Regions from separate parts of the Homo sapiens genome. Here regions 1, 2 and 4 are each linked to region 3. Evidence: chromatin contacts called from ENCODE Hi-C or POLR2A ChIA-PET data. All regions are on one chromosome and are shown on one strand. Each heading gives the region's core, a stretch centred on a gene start or an enhancer-like site at or near the end of the contact. The rest is flanking DNA. Distances are from core to core; before and after follow the strand shown. Region 1 holds the start of LINC01816 (long intergenic non-protein coding RNA 1816). Region 2 holds the start of C2orf42 (chromosome 2 open reading frame 42). Region 3 has its middle 15 kb from the start of ASPRV1. Region 4 overlaps C2orf42 (chromosome 2 open reading frame 42).

Region 1 (2,954 bases), core at 345-2,844, 180 kb before region 3:
GGAGAATCGCTTGAACCCAGGAGGCTGCAGTGAGCCAAGATCGCACCACTGCACACCAGCCTGGGCAACAGAGCAAGACTCCATCTCAAAAAAAAAAAAAAAAGTGCCTACTGAAAAATTGTTAACATGATTCTGTTTACATTTCTGTTGACAGCATCTTCTATCCACTTTCCTACATAATCATCCTTCACTTGGGTGAAGACAGTCTGTGTGATCACCTGAGTCTTCTCTTCTCTAGTTATATCAAAAGGCTTGCGCCTTTTAAATCTGTTGATAAACTGAAACCTCCTTGCTTCCTGGTTTTCTTACATGAATTGAGATCATCCCAGGACCTCACTGTCTTGAACAAGCTCAGTTCTCTCCACTCTTCCTCACAGATGATTTCTCATAGGACCAAATTTTGTCATCCTTGTTGTCCACATCTCAATATTCTCCAGGTTATGGCTATCTCTATCCCTCTTGCCCTCCAAAATGAGACCACAGGCGGGGCACAGTGGCTCATGCTTGTAATCCCAACACTTTGGGAAGCCAAGGCAGGCAGATTCCTTGAGCCCAGAAGTTGGACACCAGCCTGGGCAATGAAGTGAAACCCCTTCTCTACCAAAAAAAAAAAAGAAAGAAAGAAAAGAAAATAAATTTTTAAAAAAGGGGAGACAATCCTCCAGAGAACCGTTGCAGATGTCCCAGAAAGGTGATGCTCCCAAGTGCACAGGGACAGAAAGTAGAATGGTGGTTGCCAGGAGCTGGGTAGAGGGGAATGAGGGAGTTGTTTCACGGGTACAGAGTTTCAGTTTAGGATGATGGAAGAGTTCTAGAGATGGATGATGGTGGTGAGTGCACAACCACGTGACTATTTAGTGCCACTAAACTGTACACTTAAAAATTGATTAAAATAAGCTTTATGTTGTGTACATATTACCACAAATACAATAAAAGAAATGAAGTTCTCATACGTGCTGCAGCAGGGATGAACCTTGAAAAGATTATGCTAAGTGGCCGGGCATGGTGGCTCACACGCCTGTAATTACAGCACTTTGGGAGGCTGTGGCAGGAGGATCGTTTGAGCTAAGGAGCTGGAGACCAGCGTGGGCAACATGGCGAAACCTGGTCTCTACCAAAAATACAAAAATTAGCTAGGCAGTGGTGGCAGCGCACCTGTAGTCCCAGCTATTTGGGAGGCTGAGGTGGGAGGATCACTTGAAACCCGGAGGTGGAGGTTGCAGTGAGCTGAGCGCCACTGTGCCCCAGCCTGGGCGACAGAACGAGACCGTGTCTCAAAGAAAAAAAAATAAAAAATAAAAAACCTTGTACTAAGCAAAATAAGCCGACACAGAAGGACGAATATTATATGATTCCACTTATACGAAATACCTAGAATAGGTAAATTCATTAGACAATTAGCCAAAGTGTATCAGAGGAGGTTGGGGGGATGCTGAGGGGAGGGGAAAAGAAAAAAGAAAATCAAGGGGTGGGAAGCAAATGGCTGCGGGGTAGAAGGGGAGTGGGCTGCCGCTTGGGTGTGTGGGCGTCAGGGGGAGACGGGACAGGCGATTTAGGCCCTGCGCGCAGGCGCCCCTGCGCTCCCGCCGTACGCAGCTGTCTTTGTCTGGGGCGGCGGCAGCGTGGCAGGAGCGAGGGGCGCCCCGACCCGTCCCCTCTGCCCTCCACTACCCCTGCCGGCTCCAGCCCGTCCGTGTCTCACCGTCTTTATTTAACAAAGAACGGAGAGACTATAAATGACCCTGAGCAGAGTGGCTGCGAGCAGGGCCCCTGGGGCGTCCCACGGGCGTCATCCTAGCCGCGTGAGCGCCGAGCTTGGGCACCGGGGGGGTTGGCGTGCTTGTACACTTGCTCCGTTTTCTCTGTAAGTACTAAGGATTCCCCTGCCGCCCTCTTCCTCATTTTCCACCATCCCAATTTACACAAGCATTAGTATTTTTTTTTTTTTTTTTGAGACGGCGTCTCGCTCTGTCACCCAGGCTGGAGTGCAGTGGCGCGATCTCGGCTCACTGCAAGCTCCGCCTCCCGGGTTCACGCCATTCTCCTGCCTTAGCCTCCCGTGTAGCTGGGACTACAGGCGCCCGTCACTACGCCCGGCTAACTTTTTGTATTTTTAGTAGAGACGGGGTTTCACCGTGGTCTCGATCTCCTGACCTCGTGATCCGTCCGCCTCGGCCTCCCAAAGTGCTGGGATTACAGGCGTCAGCCACGCGCCCGGCCACAAGCATTAGTATTTACTTCCGTAATTTCCCCATGCCCATGTAACATCACACACACACACACACACACACACACACACGTTTGCTTTTGTTTTCCAAGATGGCATCTAGTAGGCGCTTCTCTTTGTTTTGCTTTTCTAGTACACCGTGGAACCCCAAATCCCAGCTGGGATTCACTCTTTTCTAATGGCTGAACATTCATCCGGGGCATGAAGGCAGCTCAGTTCATTTCATCATTCCTTTGTTTCCTCTGTTTTGCCACCAGAAACTGCCGCGATGAATGTCAGTCCCCAGAGCCGGAACCGTTCCCGGTTTTCTCTACTTGGATCTGAGAACTCTGTCCCTCCAGCCCTGCGAGCGCTTTGCCAGGGTGACGGGCGGAAATGTCCCCGCATCCGTGCCTGCTTTCCCAGATGGGACCCTCCAGCAGTCCCCTCCACTGCCCGTGCTTCCTCCTAACCACTTCCCCCCAGCGACCGCGGAAGGCGCTTCCTCCCCCGCAGCGCGAGCCCCAAGCTCCTCCAGAGCCCCAGCTCTCCCCGCCCCCTTCCCGACCTTGTTTCATATGACCCCTCCCCCGCACATACTCAATTTCGTCTTCCCAAGGCGCCCACTCTCCACATCCTGATGAAAAAAAGAGCCGGCTGCTGTCCTATGTTATTGTCATACTTCTTTCCTCCCGTGCACTACACAACTTGAACAACTTTTTTTTTTCTTTTTTTGAGAAAAGGTCTC
Region 2 (2,700 bases), core at 15-2,514, 240 kb before region 3:
AATTGTGTCCCTCTCCCTCTCTTTCCAGTTTAAGAACTAATACTACAAACATTAGTCCTGGAATGTTCCATTTCTCTTTTTTTATTTTATTTATTTATTTTTTAGACGGAGTCGCTCTGTCGCCAGGCTGGAGTGCAGTGGCGCGATCTCAGCTCACTGCAACCTCAGCCTCCCAGGTTCAAGCGATTCTCCTGCCTTAGTGCCCCGAGTAGCTGGGACTACCCGCACGCGCTACCACGCCCAGCTAACTTTTTTTTTTTGTATTAGTAGAGAGACAGGGTTTCACCATGTTGGCCAGGATGGTCTCGATCTCTTGACCTTGTGATCCGCCCGCCTCGGCCTCCCAAAGTGCTGGGATTACAGCCGTGAGCCACGACGCCCGGCCGGAACGTTCCACTTCTCTTATAAATAGTTGACTAAGGTTTCCCAATAGTAAATTAACCTGCTACCACTAGTAAGTAGCCAGACTAGGGTCAGGAGAGCAGAAAACCTCATTCCAGGGTTTTCCAACACAGTGGCCTCACCATGAACACATTGCACTCGGGAGCTATCTTCAATCATGAACGATGAGCATTTAGATTTATTCCGTGATTCCAAGGACCAGAACTAAGATATACAGGAAGCTCTTTTTTATCTCATTTTAAGAGAAAACGTTCAAGTGTAGTTCAAAGTGTACTTAAGGGAGAAAAAGTTAACTTGTCATAAACATACATGTGATAGAGGTGAATACTCAGGTGGGCAAGAACCTCCAAACAAACTCCAAATTCGCAGCTGACATCTGCTAATAATGTAGAAAATCTCGGGCGATTTTTTTTTTAATTTTCATTTTTTGTAAGGACAGGGTCTCGCTATGTCGCTCAGGCTGGTCTCGAACTCCTAGCCTCAAGAGATCCTCCGCCTCAGCCTCCCAAAGTGCTGGGATTACAAGCGTGAGCCACCACGTCCAGCAACTCAAGTCATTTTTGCATCAATTACCAGCAAAAGTCTATTCAGAAATAGGACTCTCTCAGGCCAGAAGGGAGTCAAGACGAGCCTTGGAGGTGAGCGCCCAGTAAGATAGGCCAGAAGCACTCCAACTCCAAGGCAGAGCCTGAGCTTTACAGCCGCTAGGTCGGCGTATGTTCTACCACCGCATTCCCCCAGTGTCTCAGCGGTCTCTGAAGGAGAGAACTAAAACTCCCATAAGACAACGCGAGCTCAGGTGGGCGGCCACTTGCCGCGCGTGGGCGGCTCTGACCAATAACGATTGTCGTTACAGCGAACAGTTTGGCCCCGTTTGTAAAAGGCCGCGGCAGGCGAAGAGAGAAGAGGTGAGGGCGGTCGTCAGCTAAGGGCCCCGGGGCTCGCGGGGGGTGCGCAGGGCAGGTAAGGGGGTAGTGCTGAGCAAGGACCGGGGCGGCGGTGGGGCAGGGGTGTAGAGCTCGGGTTCCCAGCGGAAAGCATGTCCAAGGAGCGGCTGCCGGCGAGGTGATGCTTCTGCCTGGGCCTACTTGGGACCGGAAGTGAGCGCTCGCGCGGGGAGGATGCCGGGAAGCAGGTCCCAGGGGATATGTGTGTGTCGCTGCAGACCCATCCCGGAAGCCGGCCGGGAGGTGAGCGTCCCGGAGTCGGGCGGCCGCTCCGTTGACTGCAGGGCCCCGGCGGTCTTCCTCCGCTGTTCCGAGGCCGTTGAGGGCTGATGTGCTCCATCCTCCCACTTGTGGTTTGGCAAGCCATCCAGCCGACTACAAACCCACGTTTGTGAGTTACCTGCTGGCTGTGACGCTTCCGTCAAATCTGAGTAACAGTTTCCTCATCTCTAAGATGGGTAACATAGTATCTACCTCACAGGATCGTGTGGGCAGTACATGCATAGAAAGGATTTAACACGCAGTGTACTCAGCTAGTTTTATTATTTATCCGTAATGATCATTTGTTCTTTTCCCCTAACTGTGCCTCACAAGCATGAAACAGAATCCACCAAACATTTAGGTCTGGGTAGTGGTTGGATGGAAACCCATCGCGGGTTAACGCTTCCAACACCAGTCCCTTGACACTCTCCCGCCGAGGAGGCTGATTTGTAAACTTGCTGAGAAGAGAATACCCAGCAGATCTTTCAGGTTTCAAATCCACGTTCTTTACAAGTTGTGTTAATTGTTTGTATATGCTTTCGATATAGAGTCTCTAGGAAGTAATACTAGTACATGTTTTAAAATTCAAATACTGCCAAACAGTGAGATGTAAGTCTCCCTCCTAACTTCTGTTTCCCAAATCCCATGTCGTTTCTTCTGATGCAATAGACATTGTATGTGTGTGTGTCTAGATAGATACATATGTGTATCTCTCGTCTTTTTTTTTTTCTTTTAAAAGAGTAAAACCAAGAATAGCATATTACAAAGTGCTGCACTTTTTTCACTCCACAGTGTATCTTTTTTTTTTTTTAAGAGACAGGGTCTCACTATGTTGCCCAGGCTGGTCTTGAACTCCTGAGCTCAGTGATCCTCCCGCCTCAGCCTCCCAAAGTGCTGGGATTACAGGCGTGAGCCACCACGTCCAGCTACTCAGGCCATTTTTTTTTTTTTTTTTTTGAGACGGAGTCTCGCTGTCGCCCAGGCTGGAGTGCAGTGGCACGATCTCGGCTCACTGCAGGCTCCACCCCCCAGGGTTCACGCCATTCTCCTGCCTCAGCCTCCCTAGTAGCTGGGACTACAGGCGCCCGCC
Region 3 (2,883 bases), core at 51-2,550:
GTAACATCCGATTCAAAGCTAGTTCCATAGAACCACTATTCTCATTTACTTGCAATCCAACGAACTTTCTCCAGTTGAGGAGAAAGGGTGGCATTCCTTCCTGTTTCTGGCAGGGGAATCAGACCCAGGTCAGCACTGCCACTGCCTCTGGCCTCTGCGGATATCCCCAAAGGAGCCCCAGTTCTTCTAGACAGGAGGGATTATTTCCAGCCCTGGGGCACCACCCTCCTAGTCCTTGGCAAGTTTGTTTCCATAACCAAACAAACAAACAAAAAAACCAAAAACCCCTCACATTCACCTTCCCTCTCCACACCCTTGACCCCAATAACCTCACTCCTGCTTAGTCAACCTCACTTCCGTCTGCTTGCAAAAGCATTTTTTATTTTACACTGTGATTCCGCATGGCAGTATCCTCTTGTTCTCTACAAAGGTGGATCGGAAGTAACTTCCAAAATTACAAATACTAAAATAGGAAAGATGTTGAGTAAAAGCCAAGGCCAGAGAAGAGACTAAGGGGAAACTGGGTCACAAACATGCACATTACAGGTTCTCACAAAATTACTAAAGGTGAAGTGTGAATTTGGCTCTGAGTTTCCTGACAGCCAAAGGGAGAAGAGAAAGATGATCTGTTGCATGATTCACTGTTTCCCTGAGGTAAACACACCTGTTTTTCAGGGGAAAGCAATGGGATTGCTGCAATGAGTTCCAAAAGAATACTTTTCCCTAACATTATAAAGTGTGGTGACAAGAAAGCAGGGCCAGGTTCCATCCTGATTATCTCTTTACTCTTCCACTGATACCTCTTCTGGGCCACACACTGTTCCATGCCCTGTGCTAGTCTGCATTGACTGGTAGCTTCTTTGACCAAAGTTATTAACTGCAAAGTAGCCAAGAATCATCACAACCTCTGCAGTTGCTCAGAGGTCATACTTGAAGTGTGGAGTTGTCCCCGTCTGGGTAGAGCTCTACCTACGGTTGTTCTGAATTTGCAGTGCAAAGGTACGTGTGAATGCGGGAACTGAAGTCATTTGGCCTCTTCTGATGAGATACTTGCAACATATGGGCATTTTAGCAAGGGCTTCCCTCTGTCTCTCTCTCTGAGCCACCTCTGTATGATCTGGTCTCTCTATGAGAGGAACTGCCCTGTAGGGCTGGCGGGGTCTTAGGGTCGTTTTGACCTTCCGAACAGCACATAGGTGAGATACTACCTGGAAAATAGCCACCCCTCCACTGTCAATGCCCACATTCTGTCCCTGAGTCACCCTCTGCTCCCCCTTTCGGTTTAACCACTTCCTGCCTACTGTTTGTTGTCTAAACAGCACAGTCAGAATGACATATTTGAACACTTCCCCACCCTCTAATGTAATTTTCCCTTCCAAGCTTATTTCTTCTCTGAGTGTTGGAATTTTGTATTCTGAAAATCCAAGTCACATGCCAGACAGTGTTCGAACGTTCTCTCCTTGGCTGGGAAAATGATTATAATTGCTCATATGTACTGAATGCTTTCTGCATGTCAGGCATGGGGAAAAGCTGTTTGCATACTTTACCTTACTTAATCCCCCTAGCAGCCCTGGGAAGTACATGCTGTTATTATCCTCACTCTACAGACCGGGTCAGCAGAGTCCCAGATACTTGCCTGGGGTCACCGAGGGTGTTAAGGGTGGAGTTGGCATCGACCCTTAGCTCCATTTGACCAGAGTCTGTGCACGTGACCATCACCCAGGACCACCTTCCGGGGTACCTAGGGGACATGGGCACTCCCCCTGAGTTTCTATTTCCACTTGGCCAGCCTATTGGTCTCTGTTGGTCATTACTGGCTCGAATGCTTCACAGCAATGGTTTTTTCCGCCTTCTGGGGGATGACAGTATCAGCGTGGCAAGGCGAGTGTGTTGGATGTTCTGCTTGTAACTAAACAGATACTGGTTCTCCCACGCCCACTGGTCCCTGTGCATGGCTGGGGGCTATCTCCAGGTGTCACCCAGCCCGGCTGTCTGGCTGGCCAATGGTGTTGGTTGGCCAGTGCCTTTCTCTCTTTCCCCTATCCCTAAGGCCCTCCCAGGTGCCTTCTCCTCCAGGATGGCTGCTTTCTTTGAAGGCAGACGTATTTCTGACACAGAGCTCCCTGCGTTGACTGTCTTCCTCACCTCTGCCCCCAGGCAAGGCCAAGAGCATCCTAGAAAAGCCCCTGCCCTTTTCTCCAGGGCCTGAGTGGGCCTCTCTAGCTCCAATACCCCCAGTCCACCCGCTCAGACCTGGCCTCAGGTGCATGCCCTTGGCCTCCGTCCTGGCTCTTCCTGTGGTCATCCCTTTGGATAAGATGGTTCGCCTGTCCCATTACATCCCTAGCCTGCCTTCACCAGACACGCTGCCTTCACCCACAGCCGGGGAGGCTCCCGGAAGCTTCAGCCAGTTAGAGCCTGCCCTGCCGTCTGCCTGAAAGTGGGTTAGTCACTCTGTCCCAACACAAAGCTTCCCTTTCCTCTGGGCAACATGTTCAACCCAGCCAGCAGCCAGCAGCCACATCTACCTCATCTAGTCTCCACAAGGACACTCGCAGAGGCAATGACTCCAGAATTCTGCATGGAACAGAGTGGGCAGGGAGCTGCCTCGCCACCCAGTTTGGGCTGAGCCCTGAACAATACTTCCTGCAGAGACCCTGCCTGTGGGACCCTTGGCCACTGGAAGCTGAATGTCCTTTACTTTTATATATATTTTAAAATAATTCCAACTTTTATTTTAGATTCAGGGGGTGCATGTGCAGATTACGAGGGTTTGTTTTTCTAGTTTTAGTTTTTTGAGACAGGGTCTCTCTCTGTCGCCCAGGCTGGAGTGTAGTGGTACAATCATAGCTCAAAGAAGCTTCGACCTCCTGGGCGCCCATC
Region 4 (2,915 bases), core at 272-2,771, 220 kb before region 3:
TCAGGAGATCGAGACCATCCTGGCTAACACAGTGAAACCCCGTCTCTACTAAAAATACAAAAAAATTAGCCGGGCATGGTGGCAGGCTCCTGTAGTCCCAGCTACTCGGGAGGCTGAGTCAGGAGAATGGTGTGAACCCGGGAGGCGGAGCTTGCAGTGAGCCGAGATCGCACCACTGCACTCCAGCCTGGGCGACAGAGCAAGACGCTGTCTCAAAAAATATATATGTATGTATGTTTTTCAAGTAGATCCTGAAAATCTGAGATGGAGTTTTTTTTCCTACAGTAATAGAATTATGTAGAAAATTCAGGCCGCGCACGGTGGCTCACACCTGTAATCTCAGCACTTTGGGAGGCTAAGGCAGGTGGATCACCTGAGGTCAGGAGTTTGAGACCAGCCTGGCCAACATGGTGAAACCCCGTCACAACTAAAAATACAAAAATTATCCAGGCATGGTGGCAGGCACCTGTAATCCCAGCTACTTGGGAGGCTGAGGCAGGAGAATCGCTTGAACCCGGGAGGCGGAGGTTGCAGTGAGCTGAGGTTGCGCCATTGCACTCCAGCCTGGGGGACAAGATCGAGACTTCGTCTCCAAAAAAGTAGAAAATTCAGCATAATGTGATTTGATACATTAAGAGTAGCTTAATTGCAAGGCATTCTTCTGTTCAGGAAAAAAAAATAAGTTGTTTGATAGCTACAGAATTTACATGTGAGCCAGGCATGGTGGCTATAATACCAGCGATTTAGGAGGCTGAGATGAAGGATTGCTTGAGGCCAGGAGTTCAAGACCAGCCTAGGCAACACAGCGAGGCCCCTACTATTTTTTTTTTGTTTGAGACAGAGTCTCACTCTGTTGTCTAGGCTGGAATGCAGGGCACAATCTTGGCTCACTGCAGCCTCTGCCTCCCAGGTTCAAGCAATTCTCCCACCTCAGCCTCCCGAGTAGCTGGGATTACAAGCGCACCATCCTGCCCAGCTAATTTGTATTTTTAGTAGAGACAGGCTTTCACCATGTTGACCAGGCTGGTCCCAAGCTCCTGACCTCAGGTGATCCACCCTCCTTGGCTTCCCAAAGTGCTGGGATTACAGGCGTGAGCCAGTGCGCCAGGCCAGCAAAGGCCCCTACTCTTAAAAAAATAAAAAGAAAGAAAGAAAGAAAGCAAAAGAGGCTGGCGAGGTGGCTCATGCCTGTAATCCCAGCACTTTGGGAGGCCAAGGTGGGCAGATCACCTGAGGTCAGGGGTTTGAGACCAGCTTCGCCAACATGGTGAAAACCCGTCTCTACTAGAATACAAAAATTAGCCGGGCGTGGTGGCTTGCTCCTGTAATCCCAGCTACTCGGGAGGCTGAGGCAGGAGAATCACTTGAACCTGGGAGGCGGAGGTTGCAGTGAACTGAGATCGTGCCACTGCATTCTAGCCTGGGTGACAGAGCTAGACTCCATCTCCAAAAAAAAAGAAAAAAAGAAAAAGTGAGGCCTGGTGGTGTGTGCCTATAGTCCCAACCACTAAGAAAGCTGAAGCAAGAGGATCACTTGAGCCTGGGAGTTGGAGGCTACAGTGAGCCATGATTGTGCCACTGTACTCCAGCAGGGGCAACCAAGTGAGACCTTGACTCTTTTTTTTTTTTTTTTTTTGACACGGACTTTCACTCTTGTGGCCCAGTCTGGAGTGCAATCATGTGATCTTGGCTCACCTCAACCTCCACCTCCCAGGTTCAAGCGATTCTCCTGCCTCAGCCTTCTGAGTAGCTGGGATTACAGGCGTCTGCCACCACGCCTGGCTAATTTTGTATTTTTAGTAGAGATGAGGTTTCTCCATGTTGGTCAGGCTGGTCTCAAACTCCCGACCTCAGGTGATCCGCCTACCTCAGCCTCCCAAAGTTCTGGGATTACAGGCGTGAGCCACCACTCCTAGCGACCTTGCCTCTTAAAAAAAGTAAATACATGTGAACCCTAGAAAAGGGCTGTGTTGGCATTAAAAACACTTGAGGAACTCCTTTAAATGCACATGGCACAGAGGCAGTTTTTAGCCTGGAATGGATGACATTTAGGGAGACACTGAAGCAACTCAGGGTGCAGGCATGTGGGAGAATAGAGCTAACCATCATGGAGCTTCTCACTGTCAGGCATTACTTACCTCCGTCACCTCATTTGACCTCCCAGCCATGCCCTGGCATTAACTGCATTTTGCCCGTGAGAAAACAGGCTCTGAGAAGTTTGTAATTTGCTCTGGGTCACCACAGCATCCAGTTCCAGTTCTGCTTGGCTCAGTCCCAAGGACAGTATGAAGCATACAGGATGTGAGGTGAGCTGCAGGTGCTATGAACAAAGGAATTTAAGAGAAGAATGCTGCTAGCAGAGCAGTAGGGGAAGGAATGAAACTGATTTTAGAGCAGGTCTGTGCCAGCAGCAGTCATGTACCCATGAAGATGTTAGAGGCTCAATTGGTATATAGTTTGGCTGGGGTGGAAATTTAAGATTTTAGAGAAAAAAGGAAAGCCATGAATGATGTAAGGGAGAAAAGGCAGATTTGTTGACAGGATTTTCTTGAAAAACAGGGAAGTTGTAATTCATTTGAATATACTTAACAAGAAAGAAGGAATAATAAAAGATTTGTCGTCATCCAGGTATTGGTCTGTTTTGAAAGTTTTCTCTCTCACCTTTTTTTGGTATTGTCTTGGTGTCCAGATGCCCTTGGAAATCACCCGTAGCTTTATCCAGAACCGAGATGGGACTTATGAGCTATTTAAATGCCCTAAAGTGGAAGTAGAAAGCATAGCAGAAACCTACGGTCGTATAGAAAAACAACCAGTGCTGCGACCCTTGGAACTAAAAACTTTTCTCAAAGTTGGTAAGTGAACTTCAAAACTGCATCTTCCTTTGAGTGTCAGCTGGTGAACAGTACAGTACACTG

The links. A loop is a pair of places that touch in the nucleus more often than their neighbours do. ChIA-PET counts read pairs that join two places held with the same protein, here RNA polymerase II (POLR2A). Pooled maps may share reads with other maps.
Region 1: a loop to region 3 is called in a pooled map, with 4 times the contacts of the local background. The contact joins the promoter of LINC01816 here to the enhancer-like site in region 3. A Hi-C loop is called at or near these places in 5 of 50 pooled maps. POLR2A ChIA-PET finds 5 or more read pairs at or near these places in 13 of 52 experiments (CD4-positive, alpha-beta memory T cell, Caco-2, HepG2 and 9 more).
Region 2: a pooled map shows a loop between it and region 3 (8-fold over the local background). The contact joins the promoter of C2orf42 here to the enhancer-like site in region 3. A Hi-C loop is called at or near these places in 7 of 50 pooled maps. POLR2A ChIA-PET finds 5 or more read pairs at or near these places in 10 of 52 experiments (A549, CD4-positive, alpha-beta memory T cell, HEK293T and 6 more).
Region 4: a pooled map shows a loop between it and region 3 (2.1-fold over the local background). The contact joins two enhancer-like sites. A Hi-C loop is called at or near these places in 1 of 50 pooled maps. POLR2A ChIA-PET finds 5 or more read pairs at or near these places in 5 of 52 experiments (A673, Caco-2, T-cell and 2 more).

Annotation. Positions count from the first base shown.
Region 1 is chr2:70,123,956-70,126,909 of GRCh38, reverse strand. It overlaps LINC01816 (long intergenic non-protein coding RNA 1816), which reads left to right and starts at 1,594. Exons shown (of 2, transcript NR_024444.1): 1 at 1,594-1,864; 2 at 2,485-2,874. RefSeq lists a silencer at 1,679-1,973 and an enhancer at 2,300-2,954.
Region 2 is chr2:70,189,583-70,192,282 of GRCh38, reverse strand. It overlaps C2orf42 (chromosome 2 open reading frame 42), which reads left to right and starts at 1,264. Exons shown (of 10, transcript NM_017880.3): 1 at 1,264-1,310. RefSeq lists enhancers at 856-945, 966-1,025, 817-1,402, 1,616-1,665, 1,756-1,865.
Region 3 is chr2:69,945,153-69,948,035 of GRCh38, reverse strand. It overlaps a transcript of ASPRV1 not described here. Among named protein-coding and RNA genes, the nearest start is that of ASPRV1, 15 kb to the left of the region's middle. RefSeq lists an enhancer at 354-1,553. Within about 2 kb of position 1,300, at least 12 of the 41 ENCODE cell types and tissues checked have a DNase peak (open chromatin) inside an H3K27ac peak, as active enhancers do; they include PC-9 and Panc1, where a contact is called at or near this core.
Region 4 is chr2:70,160,562-70,163,476 of GRCh38, reverse strand. It overlaps C2orf42 (chromosome 2 open reading frame 42), which reads left to right. Exons shown (of 10, transcript NM_017880.3): 9 at 2,690-2,852. Among named protein-coding and RNA genes, the nearest start is that of C2orf42, 29 kb to the left of the region's middle. RefSeq lists an enhancer at 2,388-2,437. Within about 2 kb of position 1,521, at least 2 of the 41 ENCODE cell types and tissues checked have a DNase peak (open chromatin) inside an H3K27ac peak, as active enhancers do.